Linked DNA regions of Homo sapiens: regions 2 and 3 are each linked to region 1. Evidence: chromatin contacts called from ENCODE Hi-C data. All regions are on one chromosome and are shown on one strand. Each heading gives the region's core, a stretch centred on a gene start or an enhancer-like site at or near the end of the contact. The rest is flanking DNA. Distances are from core to core; before and after follow the strand shown. Region 1 overlaps ZNF407 (zinc finger protein 407). Region 2 has its middle 47 kb from the start of PTGR3. Region 3 has its middle 64 kb from the start of SMIM21.

What was found. Hi-C counts contacts between places; a loop is a spot of excess contacts on that map. Pooled maps may share reads with other maps.
Region 2: a map of heart left ventricle shows a loop between it and region 1 (3-fold over the local background). The contact joins two enhancer-like sites. A Hi-C loop is called at or near these places in 3 of 168 maps with a recorded cell type or tissue (CD4-positive, alpha-beta memory T cell and heart left ventricle), 1 of 37 single-sample maps with no recorded cell type and 15 of 50 pooled maps.
Region 3: a map of naive thymus-derived CD4-positive, alpha-beta T cell shows a loop between it and region 1 (24-fold over the local background). The contact joins two enhancer-like sites. A Hi-C loop is called at or near these places in 6 of 168 maps with a recorded cell type or tissue (B cell, CD4-positive, alpha-beta T cell, CD4-positive, alpha-beta memory T cell and 2 more), 2 of 37 single-sample maps with no recorded cell type and 10 of 50 pooled maps.

Annotation. Positions count from the first base shown.
Region 1 is chr18:74,895,550-74,899,434 of GRCh38, reverse strand. The region is part of intron 7 of ZNF407 (zinc finger protein 407); the gene reads right to left. Among named protein-coding and RNA genes, the nearest start is that of ZNF407, 300 kb to the right of the region's middle. Within about 2 kb of position 1,259, at least 2 of the 41 ENCODE cell types and tissues checked have a DNase peak (open chromatin) inside an H3K27ac peak, as active enhancers do.
Region 2 is chr18:75,159,843-75,163,869 of GRCh38, reverse strand. No RefSeq gene overlaps it. Among named protein-coding and RNA genes, the nearest start is that of PTGR3, 47 kb to the left of the region's middle. Within about 2 kb of position 2,114, at least 7 of the 41 ENCODE cell types and tissues checked have a DNase peak (open chromatin) inside an H3K27ac peak, as active enhancers do.
Region 3 is chr18:75,361,479-75,365,382 of GRCh38, reverse strand. No RefSeq gene overlaps it. Among named protein-coding and RNA genes, the nearest start is that of SMIM21, 64 kb to the left of the region's middle. Within about 2 kb of position 1,347, at least 2 of the 41 ENCODE cell types and tissues checked have a DNase peak (open chromatin) inside an H3K27ac peak, as active enhancers do.

The sequences.
Region 1 (3,885 bases), core at 10-2,509:
CCTGACCAGCACACCCGAAGGATGGCGTGCAGCTCTCTGTCACCCTCCCCTCAGTCCATTCACTGGGCCCACAGATCCATTCGTTCACCTTCCCATCACCTGCCACTCTCTGCCCTTCCATCACAGCATTAGTTTAAGGTGATTTTCTGCGTGTACCTTTGCAATTGTCTTTTAAATGGTCTCCTGTCTCCTGTTGGATCCCTCTCTGACTCATTATTTGTACTGCACCAGTGATTTTGCAAAGTTAAGTGTGATTATGTCATTTTCCTGCTCAACATCCTCCACTGGCTCCCTACTGCTTTTGGAGGGAAACAGATCATCCAGCATGGACAGTGGAGAGAAACCCACACAGACTTCCTGCTGTCTTTTACCACAGAATCTCATGTGACCTACAATCCAGGCTTGTCCGAGTGAAAAAGAGAACTTGAAATCAAAGGAAAAGTATAATTTGGGAGTGCAGAGTGGAACAGAGTCTTAAACTTTTAACTCAAAGATATCTGAGGTTTTTAGATTGGAACAAATTTATGAAATTCAAATGTCAACCACTTTTCCCCCCAGACACTTCAATCCAAAATATTAATTTCCATATTTAAGCACAAAATTTGAAATTTATGTTTTCTCTCAATGGAAAAAAGTCTTGTTTTATGACATTTCATGTATGTGTTAAAAGTTGTAATTTAAGATGAAGAAACAAAATGTACTGAAAGAAAATACCATGTCAAGTTAATCAACATACACTCAAGACCTACACAGAGATCTCCAAATGGTGCCCTAGCTAATATTAAAGATACAAAATGAGGACTAGGTTGTTTACAAAGATTCAGGCCATAATAATTAAAAATAAGAGATTAAAGTTTAAAGAGGAAAGATTAATATTAGGTTAAAATTCTCCACAGAGAAAAGTATCAGGTTACACACTGCGTTATTGAATAAGGAATTCTAATTTATTTGAATTATTGCTCACTTGCAGTTCTGCAGCTGGCAACAGTGCAACATTGTTTTACCAAAACAAAACAAAACCTCAGAAGTAGTTCTTTTTCTAGAACTTCTAATAAATGTAGTTAAGTACGAAAATAATATGAATAGGAAAAAAAATCCAACAAAAAATTTGTGCTACATTCCCTAATTAAGAAGACAAAGATGTAAAATTTATAAAAGATATAATATTGTCTTAAAGAAATTCTTAGGGATGAGCCAAAATATACACAATAAATGCTACCACACAGAAGGCAGCATCTTATGCCTAGAGGGAGTGGAATGAGTCAGACACGCTGATACATAAGCTGCTCTGTCTTCCTCTGCTTCATAAAAACGACGGCATCACCATTTTCCAAATGTTCAAAGTTTGTCTTTCTGTCTTTCACATTTTTTCTACAGGCTCCAGACAGGCAATATTTCAGAATATGTGGAAACAAAGAAGCTGAAAATAAAATGAAATAACTAGTATCTTAGCACTCTGACCAAATTAGTGAAAACTGATTTGTACATAAAGTACAAACTTTTATATACTTCAAAGTTATTCTGTCGTTGCTATTTTCCACCAATAGTACTTGCAAAAATTGGGTTATTTTCTCTCAGATCCACAGCTGAGTCTACATCCAACCCCACACTGTAGGGATGCATAGGTGACTTCTGTCAGCTCCTCCTGGAGATTAGAGAGTTTTCCTAATAAGCTACACTGTATGAGCTTCTATTGCTGGAAGATATAGATAGTTACATAGTAAAGTGTTTTGTTGTTTGATAATAGCTCTAGTGTCTAAGGAATAACTTATTATGCAAGAGACTATTGCCCAAAAAAAAATTTTCTATTTTTTTCATCTCTAAGGCCTTTCTTTCTTCCACAATATATACAGATATATCTAACTACTACCCAAGGGACTGTCCATAGTAATTCCTTGTAGAAAGACCATCCCCAAAGATAGCTTTGGTCCTTTTATAATGACTGGATTTGCGATTCAACAACAGCAGGTTTAATAAACATGTTTATCTGGATTCTACTTAAAGAGATAGCAGACGGAATGCATGGTCACTTTGTGTTCAAAATGACTCTTCTAATTAATCTGTGATCCCAATGCCTATTTAAGCTACATCAACAAACAAAGCAACTTATTTGTAACTGATCAACAAAAAGTAGGATCTCTGATTCTTTTTCTTTTAAAGACATGTGAACCAATTTATAATTTTTAATGCTATGGAATCTATTTGTTTTCAAGTTTGTAAGATCTTTTACTTAAACAAGGTTGTTTTGTTTTTTAAGATAAAATTTAACAATGTTAACTAAAGACCTAGTGTAAATGCTTGTGCTATATCAGCACAGAGCCTCTTAGGCTGAAAACAAAAATTTTAAAAAGCCTATGTACTTGTGTGTTAGAGGGCAAGAAAGAAAATTATGAATAAAGCAAGCTGAATATGAAAGTAACACTAGATAAAAAACATTATACAAAATACAAAACCAAATAAAAAATTAGAACTGATGAGATAAAATTCACTAATGAAATGGGCAGAGAAAACTAGGAAATATTTCATTCAGGAAGAACTCAAGTTCTGCTGCAAAGAATTGTCAGAAAAAAAGGAAGAATAGATTAACACATAGTACAACATTCACACTTCATTATAGAACACCTGAACAGATGATACAATTAAGAGGACATTCATTTTATTTTGTTAGGGAACCCCTCAAAAAAATCCCACCTAAACTTGCCAGGAACTTCTACTCCACGTGAAAGGGAGTACACCGGTATAAAGTGTCATCATGACACAAGCTAGGAGAACCTTTCAAAGCAATCTTTATGCTTGCCAGGACAAAACAGTTTCGCAAACCAGCCACCACACTGACATCTACCTGTGGCTGGCTGAACTGTGTGCAGGTGACAAGCAGGAAGGGGCGATCTGACCAGGAGCAAGCACTGCACAGACAGTTCAGGGGACACATTTGTCTTCCAGAAATTCATCACAATTTGAAGAAGGCCTTGGAATCATTATTAGCCTAAGAAAAGTTTGGAAAGTAACTGGAATTTTAGGCTTTCAAAGTAATCTTTCAGCCTGGGACATTTGTATTTTTATTCCATCGACTAGATTGGCAGTTACAATAGAGTAAAATATAAAGACATATAGACTTGAGGTAAATGACATAATGGAAACGTGTTGACTGGTACTTTAAATGACAAAAATAGTTTTGATTTAAAGTCTGTTCTGATCAAACCAGGTTTGTGGCATTGATCAAACTGCTTCAAATCTCAATTATATCTAATATTAATTCTAGACATTTTCATTTTGATTATTTTTATGGGATCCCTTTATTCTTTAAGAACTTCAAAATCACCCAAAAGAAATAAATGAAACCTCTGATTCTCTGGAAGATTGTGTACTGTTCATTTTGGTATATATAATTTCACTTCTCTCAGCAAATACAATATACTGCTACAGAGATCAAGATCTATTTTTTCTCATTGTCTGTATTCAGGGGCAAAACCACATTTGTTCTATCCACTGCTTCTTGTGGTACAGCCTATGAGCCTGCACAGGAAGCAAAAGGAAAACTGAAAGTCTCTGAAGAGATTATCCAAAAGAAGAAAATTATTCCCTGTGGAGTGAGTCGCCCTAACTCAGGAGGCTGCTGAAACAAGTGGCAGAACAGAACAATGAATCCCATTGTATACTGAATTCTTAATGCCACAGTATCTAAGAAGGCTTGCCTTATTACTTAGCTATGCATTATCAACATAAAGTGTTTATACAAGAAAACTGTATAGAAATGTATACTGTTATCTATGACCTGAAAAACATGTTTTATAACTGAGATATTTTAGATAAATATATGTTTAAAAAATTAAACTCAACTTTCAGGAGAAATGAAAATTATAAATACAATTTTTTTTGTCATTG
Region 2 (4,027 bases), core at 865-3,364, 260 kb before region 1:
CCTCCCCTCGCCCCTAGGAAAAGAGGGTAGGCCTGAAATGGGGGCAGGAGAGACAAGCCTCTCCTCTTTCCCTCTTTAGAATTGCCTGGTCAGCAGCCTTAACCTTGACCTGAGCTCAGCCCTACCCCTGGGGGAGGATTTCACCTAAGAGCAGTGCCCGAGTCAGTCTACCCAGTTGCAGCAGCAAGAAACAAACCTTCGGGGTCGTTGCATCCCACACCAGACGTCCTGTGCAAATCTGGGTGCAGTCTGTACCTCACATCCTGTGGACCCTTCAAAGCCCATTCTCTTCCGGCTCCCTTATCACCATCACCTCTATTGCAACCTGCTCCGTGGGATTCACTGACCTCATGACAATTGTTTACATGAAAGAAAAAAACACAAGTTGATCATCAATCATTCTTACTTTCTTACTTGAGAATTCCGTTTAAGAACAAGAAGAGTCTTCTTTATTTTAGAGGCCTGTTTTGTTGACCAAGTGTAACTTGGAGGTCAGCACAGGAGACCTGCTGCTGTCTGAACCATAAAGTGGGATTTGAGAGGGCACTACATTGGTTTGTAGAATTCAGGGACCAGCCAAACACCTGCACCCTGGCCACAGAGCAGCTCAGGGTGCCTCTGCATACTTGCTCGTGAACATCCCATAGGACACGTCAGCAAAGTGATGCTGCTCCACTGCGACTCTGGCCAAGTGTCACACTCCTAGGAGAAAGAGCCCTGTTGACCAAGCCACCCTTGGATAATGACCACAGCAGAAGGGCACAAGCAAAGGACAGACAAGGGCGCTGGGGGAATCCCTGTCAGCTGAGCAGGCCCCCAGTGGGTGTTCATGTAATTAATGAGCAGTCATTGTCCTTAAGACAAAGCTAATAACAATGCAATTCTATTAACAAGAGCTTTTTATTGAGAAAGTATTATAATGAATATTCTTCTTAATGCTAAAGTAATTCCTTCCTTTGTCTGGTTGTGAGGTTTTTGTTTTTAATTTTTATTATTGTTTTTATTTTTTGTTGTTATATGCAAGATTCTTCACAGACATGATCTTTAACCCTCAGTCTAAACAGCCCTATGAAGTCGGTATGATTAGACCCACTCAGATGAGAAGGCAGGCCTGCAGGGGCCAAGCAACACACCCAAGGTGACATGGTCAGTACATTGCAGAACTGGGACTTGAGCCCAGATCTTCCTGCCTCTAGAATGCACTGTCGGATTTAGAATGAGTCACTGGCGTAAGCAGCCCAGGCATGACCTTATGGATCTAGAATGATGCTAAGGAGACAGGTGGAGCCATTCTTGTCCAGAGCTGCTAAACCAAGTGTACATTCCCCACCTCTAACTGCCAGGACACCCATCATAGAGTGCCAGCTCTCTGCAAGGAAACTCAGAAGCTCTTTGAAAACTGGACGACTGACTATTCCCACATGCCTTGGTCTTGCTGTTCCCCTCCCCACCTTCCCACCAGCAGGAATCTTTCAAGGCTCAGTGTCAACGCCTCTCATGGGAAGCCTGCCTGGACTCTCGTGTTTCTGAATAGCAGCACTGGCCACGCTCGGCTTTGCATAGAAGGTATTTTCATCCACCCATTACTCCTACCAACATTCTTCCATCATTCCCTTGAGATGAGGAAGACATGGTCTTCTATGTCTTCCTTGCCACATTAGCCTCTTTAGCAGGCCTGGGGCAGGCTCTCCGTTGTTGTTGGGTTGAGTTGAAAAATGCCACCCTGCCTTGAATGCCTCATAGTGAAGGAAGAACTCTCTCCAATCACACCTGTCCCTCTATCTGGAGAAGACAAAAAGAAGGGTCTATTTCATCATCAATCTTTAGAGTAACGGAAAGAGATAGAAAAATTCCCAGCATGCTGACTGTGGCAGCAACTACATGGGCTCACTTGTCTTCTAGTCCTCCCTGCGCCCTCTGAAGGTAGGTGTGGCCATGCGACTTGCTTTGGCCAGGGAGATGTGGGTGAAAGTGAAAGTGCTTCTTCCAAGTGGAGCCTTCGGACCTGGTGTGCTCACTGCGTGTCCCCTTTCCTGTCTGGGCATCCCAGGAAGCCTGTGCCCGGATGGACCCTGAGGGACAGCAGTTGACAGAGCCTTCCTGCTGATGCTGGACACGTAGCACGAAGAAGAAAGAACAGTGCTGTGTGAAGCCACTGAGACGCTGGGGTCACTGTCGCCACGGCATAGCCTCGCTGTTTCACAAATTCACATATTGTGCCTTCTTCTCAGAATAATCAGCTCTTATTTATTGATAGAAAGAGGGTTCATAATAATGAGGTTAAATCATTGAGTGTGGTAACAAATTGTATATAATACAGCCCTAGCTCTGTTGTGCAGTATAATTCTGCACAAATGCACACACACGCACACACACCCCAAAGCAGAAAGTACGGACTTTTTCTGGCAGCAATTGTTCATGCTCTATGAAAGCTGTTAATTTTTCTCACTGGAGCTAGGCCAATTCAGTTCAGTTCACGAAGGCAACCATTGCAGAATTTTGTCTAGCATTGTTTTCTAGAGGTACCTCAGTGCCACCTAGAAGACTGGGTATTTTCCCTTAATGAAAAGATAGTCAGAATAGGGGGAAATGCTTTTCCTTTCTTTCTTCCTTTCTCTTTCTTCCCTTAAAAAAAAAAAAAACCCAGAATGATGTTGTGATTACCTTGCATTTTGCAGCATAGTGGATATGACAGTCAACCAAATTAATCCCATTATGCAAAACCCAGTTCGCAAATGGTTTTGCATTTTTGCAAAATTATGTCAATTTTCCCATAAATTGGAGAGACTGTGTCAGTTTTCTGAACCGCACAGAGACGCTTCTCAGTGCTGTATGTCTATATTTCCCTAATTCAGAAGCATACAGATTTTAGCTCCATGGCACAAATTAGGATTCATAACTTTAATGCTGATACTTTTGTTTACGTGAGACTTGCATGAGAATTGCCATTCATTTCACATTTATTTACAATCTTCTTCCTCATCATACTCATCATGATGGGAAAAAGAAAAGAGCATTAGCAGTCTGGGGAAAAAATGGTTAAAACAAAATTCTTAATTATTTTGATATTAAGAACATGATTCATTCTTTCTTTTCCTTTCTCCAGCACTCAGTCGGGTGCCTGCAGCCCTCACCCTGAGTGTCTGTGCCTTTTTCTCTGTCCGTGTTCAAGTGTTCAGGCAGCAGACAGAGCTTCCCAAATGCCGTCCCCCTGGCCAGCCGCAGACAGGCTGTTGGTGGCCAAATCTTCCTGGCATTGACTGTGATCTGTGAATTCCCTGTAACTGGACCAACTCATCAAATTCAACCCACTCCTGCCTTGAGCTGCCGAACAGCCGGGATCTGGAAGGCTCGAACCCTGACCCCTGTCACCAGCCCTCCGAGCCTCGCACATCTGCTGGCTGGATGCGGCACTGCTTCACCTGGTTCATTTCAAATGCAGCAGGCCCCCTCCGCTCCAAGCCCAGCATCGCCTCCTCTCCGTCTCTCTCTCTCTCTTTTAAAGGGAGAAAGAAAAAGCTTCCTTGTTTTGAAGACTGGCGCTCCGAGGGCTAAACTACTTACTGAATTCGGAAAATCTATTTTTTAATGGTTCTTCTTTCTCTGCGCAGCACTCTTTATTTCGAGAATGCTTTCTTGAGCAGCGAGTTGTTGACTTTGTATGCTTTGGATTTATCAGACATGTGTCAAGTTGTCAACCTCCTACCGTCTGCATTTGTGTCCACCTTGCAAACAGCAGGGAAAAATACTTTTTTTTTTCCACGAACGTTCACTTCTTGGCAGTTCTGAAACAAATTTTTGAACAGTTGCTGTTCCTATTGATAGCAATAGTTTGATGTTTCAAAAAAAACCAGGGTTTTATTTTCCCCTAAATTTTTGACATGTTCTGTCATATCATATCACATCAGACCCTGATGCATCAAAAACAAAAAAAAAGGGAGGGCGCAGCCTGCTCTGCTCACATAGATCATGAGCCTTCACAGGACACCCACCCATCTGTTCGCCACTTTCGTCCTTTTGTTCTGTC
Region 3 (3,904 bases), core at 98-2,597, 470 kb before region 1:
AAGTACTGACCACATGAAAAATACCACAATGCATGGAACAGAGGTGCAGCTATTAGGGGTACGGTGACAGCCAAGACGACTGTGGCCTCCAGACTGCACACTGCACCTAACACACAGTAGGCGCTCTCTCTGTACTTGTGGAGTAAATGATAACTTAATCTTGCAATGCGAAAATAAAAGCAGCATTTAGAATGTCAGTGTGAAAATGCCGTGCTGTTGTGACCTGATCCAACTGCACATGGTGGCTGTGGTCAGTGCTGGTGGCTCCCAGGGTGAGGACAATGCCGACAGTGTACCGAGGAGAGAGAAGGAAAAACAATGATGAGAAGAAGCAAGACCAAAATGATTGAGCAACACCTGAGAGATATGTAGAGGAGAGGACTCAGGGGGGCTAGACCGTCATTTTCAAATATTCCAAGACCTACCAAATGCCGGGGGGGTAGGCTCAGTCCAGATGGTCCCAAGGGACAGAAGGAGGACAAATGCCACACCTGCAAGGCCACTCTCAGGCATCAGCAGCCCAGCCTTGCTTAATTACGTCACACGACCTTTCCAAAGACGTATGACATCAGTCTCCTTTGAAACTGCAGAGATGGCAGGGACTTCCCGTTCACTCAGCGAGCCTCCCCGTGTTCAGATAAATAAATGTTGAAGTTATCACATGCTGCTTACTGAACACACGAGTTGCCAAATGAGGCTGGCTACTCACTGATTTTGTTAAGCTGTGAGTACTTGAATTCAATACAGAACATATTGCCTCTTGAAACACAGTACAGAAAGCCATTTTCATCATACTGGTACTATTCTGAATCAGCTACTCAAAGTTGCCTTTTGAAACTGCCTTTCAGAGGACACCCTGATGTATGAGCCCACGTGAGTTTTCTCATCCTCATGTTTGACCGTTGTTAATCCCTCAACAACACTGTTGTTTACTTTGGTATTCGACTTCCTATTTCAAATGCTGGGAGACATCTTTACAATTGCAACGTTTCCTGAACATACAAGTTTGTTATAGCAGCAGTCTTCTGGGTTCTTGATTTCTGCTGCGAATCCCAGAGAACTAATTAAGCCAGAGCCCTTTCCACTGAAAACCTTGCCCTGTCACTGTCTGCTGCCAGGGGAGCTAACTGGCAGCCATTACACTGCCTGGAATGGGGTAGGGGGGCAGGGGCAGGAGGCCAATTAGTTTACAGCAAGGTCCATGAAGAAGCAAGCTAATCATAATGGAAAAACTTTGGAGGCTGCTCCTCACGTGTTTTAATCTTTTGAGGAAGCTGGTGAATTACCTGTGTATTTCTGGACTCTGCCAGTTCCACACCTGTGCTGCGTTCCACTCTGAGCTTGCGTATACTCCCTTGCTTCATTTTAAAGGTACTGTGTGAGTTCCCACAGCCTTGGGCACCCGCATGTACTGAAATCTGCTGGGCACTAATGTCTTGTTTGAATGATTTCTGCAATGACTGCTGTTCAACTAGGCAAATGCCCTTTGAAAGGGCAAAACCAATTCTCTCTTAGATCAACTGGGGGTGAGACATAACATGGAAAATTCCAGTATAGGTAATAAAAAAAAAAAAAAAGCTATTCCTGAATAAGTTCCATGCTGCCGTTTGAATTTATGCCCCTGGGGAAAAGTCGAAGAAATCAGAACACACAGCTCATTATTATTTGTGTAGATTATGCAAACTTTACCTTTTAGAAAAAAAATGACTAAGTTACAGAGGATCAGGGAAAGAATCTGGACTGTATTTAAGTGAGAGGGATTAGCTAGCAGGATGTTGATTTATAAACGGCAACAACCAATTCCTTATATTCTCCACTGCGGTCATGTCTCCCGCACGGTAATTCCCAGCGTTCCTTTTGAAAGCCCTTGGTACTCAGTTAGCCCCGAGGTATAATGTTTGATAATATAACCACTGCTTCTGTCACTGCGTTTTGTACAAACGCATTATATGTGGCCCAGAATGGTAAAGATTTATGTATGGGTATGGAAAATAGAAATCAGCATTGATTAAAAGCCCCAGATAGACCATCCAATACCGCCCAAAGAACATCAGTTATTTTGCATTTTGACGTGGCGATTGATAACTCATAAATGCAAGCAGGAATGACAAATGCGGATGGAAACTGGCTTTGACAAAAACGATAACAGTATCAGTCTCGAGGGGCGATGGAGGTATAAGCAGGAGCTGTTTAAAATATTTAATCATTTTATGAAGGCTGCAAGATGTTGTTTGACCCTGAAGGAGTGTGAATGTCACATGGATCAGAAATTGCCAAGTCTTTGAAGTGAAATTAAAAAATGGTGTTATTATAGATCTTTCTTGACATCCTATCACTTTTGTATAGGATTAAATATATGTATACAAAGCACCAGATAAAGGACTCCGGCAAAGGATGTCTTGGTTGAAGGGACAGGAAGTAAAGGCATCCTGGTCATGAATTTTTACTTCAAAACCCCAAAGCATTTCTTTCCTTTGCTTTTCTTTTCTTTTAAAGAGTTCTTAGTAAAAAGATGCCATTGGTTTTTAAATAGAGGGTAAACCATCCCTTACTTTTGTTACCTGGGGTCCAGCTGTTGGAATTTCTTCTCTCCTTTTTCCCCAAGCATTCTACCTCTCTTGGGTATTGTGTTTATAGCATATGTTTCTATGTGGACAGTCATACTGAGCACTTACGGCTGTAAATAAACCTGGGTATATTTACATGCTGGGGTTTGCAGGGCCTCACGTGGCCCGTGGTGCATCGGTCATGGAGGCTCCCAGCTGCCGTGCTGCTCGGCACCCAGCAGCTCCTCCAGCAGCCCAAGCCACGGTGTTCTCACAGGTGGCAAAGCGGCTCGTGAATTCCCAGGACTATTCCTCACGGTTCACTCCGGAGCAGCAGCAAGTGGACTGTCACGCTGCTCTTTGTCTTCCCTCTCTGGTGTTGCTTTTCCGGGCTTTCCCCCATCTTGAATTTTCCCCTGTTCCTATTTTGTTGTGTCTGTGGGATGTGGGTGTTGGAAGTGGGTTTTTTCAGAAGGACTGTTTTTTCTCCTTTCTAGGAATGTGTGGCTCCTTACAGGAGCTGGTGTTCTGTGATTCCGAGATATTCTTGTTTTACCCATTTTGAACCACTCTATAGAGTTCCTGGTGGCTGGAACTTACTTCATCCTGGCTGATGGATTCTGTTTTCTGGGATGGGAGCTGCACACGCAGACACACAGAGCAGAGGGAGGGCTTGGGCGGTTTCCTCTTTGGTGCAAGTGTGCATTTCCTCTGTATTCATGGGTTCCACCAACCCGTGTGCAGGGTGCAGGGGAAGTGAGCGTTTGCTGACTTCGTGGAGGGGTCACTACCTGAGTGAGGCTTTCTGACCCCCCACTTCCCTGCAACACACACACACACTCACATGCAGACACACTCAGACACTCATCACCTCACACACACACCTTTACATACATGCACACTCACACTCACTTACCAGACACACTCAGACACTCATCACCTCACACACACCCTCACATACATGCACACTCACACTCACTTACCAGACACACTTAGCCACTCATACACACACCACCTTGCCCATACACAAACACATATAACCATACACTCACACTCATGCAAACACAGCCACTCACACGCACTCATTACTTCACATATGCAAATTCACACACTCACATTCACACTCAAGCCACACTCACCCACACTCAGCCATTCACACACACTCACACTCCCTCACACTCAGCCATTCACACACTCACACTCAGCCACTCATGAACCCTCACACTCGCTCGTGAGAGTCTGAGTGACTCTCTCACACACACTCACACATATGCACACACACTCATGCAGACATAGACACACACACATCACCACACACACAAACACACACGTCCTCACACACACACAAAATCATACAA